2 separate regions of the Homo sapiens genome follow, and region 2 is linked to region 1. Evidence: read pairs that join two places in POLR2A ChIA-PET (ENCODE). Cell type or tissue: PC-9. All regions are shown on one strand.

What was found. ChIA-PET counts read pairs that join two places held together with the same protein. Peaks named below come from ENCODE experiments on the same cell type or tissue, not always from the same donor. Only the 100,000 strongest peaks of a DNase experiment are listed, where the experiment ranks them.
Region 2: POLR2A ChIA-PET joins it to region 1 with 11 read pairs; 4 of 35 experiments call an interaction of 5 or more read pairs at or near these places.

The regions. Positions count from the first base shown.
Region 1 is chr2:183,127,686-183,130,185 of GRCh38, forward strand. NUP35 (nucleoporin 35) reads left to right here. Exons shown (of 9, transcript NM_138285.5): 2 at 602-772. Among named protein-coding and RNA genes, the nearest start is that of NUP35, 4.5 kb to the left of the region's middle. In PC-9, no CTCF peak of the experiment used is centred here; no DNase peak of the experiment used is centred here.
Region 2 is chr2:183,013,844-183,016,343 of GRCh38, forward strand. The region is part of intron 2 of NCKAP1 (NCK associated protein 1); the gene reads right to left. Among named protein-coding and RNA genes, the nearest start is that of NCKAP1, 23 kb to the right of the region's middle. In PC-9, no CTCF peak of the experiment used is centred here; no DNase peak of the experiment used is centred here; H3K27ac peaks cover 545 bases.

The DNA of each region.
Region 1 (2,500 bases):
TACATAGTCCAAACTGATTCGGAAATGGAAAGAAGTTATTAGTGTGATTTTTAAACCCCTGAAATAATGTAAACAAAAATAGCTGTCACAGATAAATATTGTGCTGCCAGGTGTACTGGCTTCACACCTTTAATCTCAGCACTTTGGGAGGCCAAGGCTGGTGGATCACCTGAGCTCAGGAGCTCCAGAGCAGTCTGGGCAGCATGGTGAAACCCCATTTCTGCAAAAAAATACAAAAATTAGCTGGGCGTGGTGGTGCAGGCCTGTAGACTTAGCTACTGAGAGGCTGAGGAGGGAGGATCGCTTGAGCCTAGGAGGTGAAGGTTGCAGTGAGCTGAGATTGCGCCACTGCACTCCAGCCTGGTGACAGAGTGAGACTCGGACTCAGAAAAAAAAAAAAAGTGAATACAAGATAACTTTACATTTTTCTAGAAATATTTTTTGTTGGCTTTTAAAATAATAAATTCAACTATGGTTCTATTATATCTAAAAGTTTTGATTAAATTTGCAAAATTATGTTAGATTCTTGCATGTTTTTGTCATCAACATGTAACAGAAACTGTAACAGAAAAGTCCTTAATTTATTTTTTGATTCATGTAGGATCTGAACCAATGATGCTGGGTTCACCCACATCTCCAAAGCCAGGAGTTAATGCCCAGTTCTTACCTGGATTTTTAATGGGGGATTTGCCAGCTCCGGTGACTCCACAACCTCGATCAATTAGTGGCCCTTCAGTAGGAGTAATGGAAATGAGATCACCTTTACTTGCAGGTAGGTGAATTGCTTAAAATAATTTTATAGACATGCTAGATACAGGGATGTCCAATTTTTTGGCTTCCCTGAACCACATTGGAAGAAGAATTGACTTGGGCCACACATAAAATACAGTAACTCTAATAATAGCTGATGAGCTAAAAAAAAAAAAAAATGCAAAAAAAATCTTAAAATGTTTTAAGAAAGTTTACCAATTTGTGTTGGGCAACATTCAAAGCCATCCTGGGCTTCATGCGGTGTTCAAGCCATGGGTGGGACAAGCTTGTGCTAGAATTTTTAAAAGTGTAGTGGTGCAGCATTCACCCTCATCAATACATTAATTAAAAAAAATTAAGCAATGTGTCTATTATAAAGCAAAGCTTTTAAGGCTCTTGGAATAGAGGTGTAAGAAGTATAAGCTATAATTTCTAGAGCCACTAAAATGTATTCTATGTTTTTTTCATTCTAAGATGCCTTTGAATTGGCTTTTAAGTACCACTAGGAAAGATAACCCTAAATATGACACAATGCTAAGATGCCATTTTTTGTAAAATTTCTGTGTCGGAGATGTCAGAGTGTGGTGGGGGAAGAGTGCCTCACAGAGTTGATGAAATACCATCATTTAGCTTCAACTGAATTCATTTAAAGTAATTCATCTTAAGATACAAGAATAGGAAATAATCGGTCAAAAGAAGTGTAACTTGAAGATGTAGATACGAATTCTGCCTTTAGTCTTAGTGAATTGAGATTCTCACATATAGCGTGTTTAAGGAAACTTGGGGGGGAGGTTTTATACACAGAATTTGTGATTGTCAGGGCAAAGTATTGTAAATGCAGCCTGTGTTTATTACAGAACTCCTTTAGCAAAGAAATACTTTAAAAAATGACTTCGAAGTTTTAACTGAGTAGTGAGAATTAGATACAGAAGTGTTGAATTCTAATTGTGAGCTAATATCCTTTAGTAGTAGTTCAAGTGAAAACTCTTTTTACCTTAATTGCCCTTTAAAGTATTTTTGCTTTAAAATGGTTTATTATTTAGGATTTATCAGGGAGAATTATAAATTATATTTGAAGTAATTCATTTAACATTAAACATTAAATTTCAAATGTGTTATTTTATTATGGTAGCCAACGTATATTGATTGCTTATGAGCCTGGCAGTATGCTAATCATTATTTTGTCAATCTTAAAGGGTAGGTAATAGTATCCCCATCTTTAAAAAGAGAAAACTGAGGCTAAATGCAATAAGTAATTTGCTGAAGCTCACTTGCTAGTAAGTGAGCGAGCGCTATAAACCTCAGGTTAGTCTTATTCCATAGACTGTGCTCTAAATAGCTTAAGCTGTACAGTCCAGGCTCAGACATTAGTCTTACCGATGGCCTGGGCTGCATCACTATTTGACATTGCATGTTCTCTGATCGATAAAGACATCTTTATGTCACAGAACTTGGTCCTTTTACTACATCTTTATTATGTACTTAAATATATTTCTACTGTGAGAAACATGAATGGGATCTACTTAATCTAGATAGTCAAACTCTACATAGGGAATTGTATTTATTCAGGAATCTACAGACTGGAGCTGTTTAGTACCTACTTTCAAGTGAGAAATGGGATCAAGTTTTGTATTTAAATGTTAAGCGTTTTGTAGAGTGAGCAAAAGTTACATGTGTTTTCTGAAAACTAAGATTTTCATTAACTACTTACTCTGAATCCTTTTATTCAGAGTGCAGTCTATGGATCAGC
Region 2 (2,500 bases), 110 kb before region 1:
GTTCCTGAACATGCCAGGCATGCACCCACCTGAGCCTTTGGAGCTGCGGTTCCTTCAGCACAGAATGCTCCTCCCCTAGCTAAACTCACTCCCTCATATCTTCAAATCTCTGCCCTAATGCTTTCTTCTCAGTAAGGCCTTTCCTGGTCACCCTAAGTAAATTACATCTGCCAGGCATTAGTCTTATGCTTTTACCCTGCTTTGTTCTTCCTAGAACTCTTTACCTGGTATTATATTCTTATTTGTTCATTATTTATTTCTGTTCAACATAATATAAGCTCTGTAAGAACAGAGACTTCTGTTTGTTCACTGCTGGAATCCTCTCTTCCAGAACAGAACTTGGCTCATAGAAGGCGCTCAATAAAGGATTTAAATAAATAAATGAATAATCAGTGGAGAATGTGATGGAAACATACATATGCAGAACTTAAACTAATTTGGAAAGGTCAGGGAAAGCTTCTCTGAATGGTGGCATTTAAGCACAGACCTGAAAGACAAGCTAGCCTAGTGAAAGAACATGGGAAAGAGAGACTATTCCAGATAGTAAAAAAAAGTCGAGGCAAAAGAAACATGGCCATTTGTTCAATGAAAGTATAAACATACTTTCCCCAAATACAACACTCCTTTAAAAAAATAAAGCAAGCAAATATATTTTCCTTAGGTTCTACATTCTATCCTACACTAGACAATGGGAACTAACATAGTATACTAGCCTGCATACTCTTGGCCAGGGACCATTAATGTACCTATTTAAAATATTCTTGGCCAAGATGAGTACTACGAAGAATAAAAGAAAGTAAGTACTCTGCAACATGTGTTATTTATTCCATTGTAGCTTTTACTGTGTTATTTTCAATCTTGGCAATTAACTTTAGATCTGACAAAAGGTAGTACTGAACCTGCCATGAAGAAACAATGAGAAGATAACATGCTAAAGGTACTTAAAAGGTACAAGGTTAAAAGTGGCTAAAGGCCCCAAAGAAATGACCAAGGAAACCAAAGTTAAAGGTCAATAGGTGATTAGGTAGTGATAATGTCCTCTGCTACTATGAAGGGCATCAAAATCACCACTGCAGCCAAATGGACCAACAACTGTTTGAAAGCTGAAAAACTATCACTTACAGGCAAGACATAACTTCAGGAAATTTGAAGAGTATGGAAAAATGACTACAGATGCCAGAAATGTATATACTTGAAGGCTATGCTATGGAACCCCAGTGTAATGCTCATTGGCAGCCTCATTTCCAGGAAAGCAGAAAGTCTCTTTGAGTTGAAGAGGTTATGAATATAGTTTAGTATGACAAAAATATATAGCACATAAGATGCACAAAATAATATTCTGAAACCACAGGTAATTATATAAAAAGGATAAGAAAGGAGATGTTTTAAAATAGATGTGTTTTGGGATCATAAGAACCACCCTTGAGAATATGAAAAAAAGCTTAATAATTCATTCACACACAAATTCTATATGCAACTTTAGGGGATTCTCAAACTCATGAAAATTCAGTGGAAAAGCGCAGGTAAAATCATCACACTGAAGACAAAGCTATAACCCATAATGAAAGCTACACAGCAGGCTTTTACAAATTATCTAGATTGATGTTAGAAGACAGAAGGTTAGAGGAAAGTAGGCTCCAGGAAAAAAAAAAAATTATAAAAAGGTGACATGATTATAAGGCCAAATAAATTTAAAGAAAGTAAAAAGGCTTATAACTATAATTTCAGAAAGTCATGGTATAACTATGAAACTGTAAAATAATTTTAAGTAAATGACAGAATTTAGGAAGAGAGATTCCTTTTCTCTTTAAGGCTAAATATATTATTCATCTTACAGCCCAAAGTGTGACAATGGAATAAAGAAATCCAAACCAAGCACTTAGGCCTTTATTAATATTTAATTTTTTTCAACCAACATATAATAAATATAGTATCAGAACACTGTATAATTACAGAACCAAAAAAAAAAGCATTAACAATTTTGACAACATGAGAAGAAAAGGACAAATGGATAAATAACCAAGGGTGAGGATATAAAAAAAAAAAACTATATTAAAGTTAAAAAAGGAAGTAATCAATGATCCAAAAATACTAACAAAAAACACTGGGAAAAAGGCTTGAGAGGGGAAGTAAGGGGAAGTAAATTGAGCAAGCTAAATCCTCATCTTTTGTTGCATAGGAGAGACACTGTCTAAAGTTGGTAACTGAAGTTATAAGGGAATAAGCATATTTGTTATAGTTCTAGCAGTAACCTGTAGAAATTCTAAAAATAGAAGTTCCCTCTGAGGAATATGACTAGGGTGGGAAAAAGTAAACTAGGAGATATTCACTTTTCATCCTAAATTCTTCTGGACTATTCATTATCATGTATTCATGTTCTTTGGGCAAAAATAAAAAACAAAAAATTTAAATCACTTTAGGTAGGTCACCAGTGCTGATGCAATTCCCTGCCACTATTTGACCTATTTCAATTACTTTCCAAATATATCAAAGCAAGGCT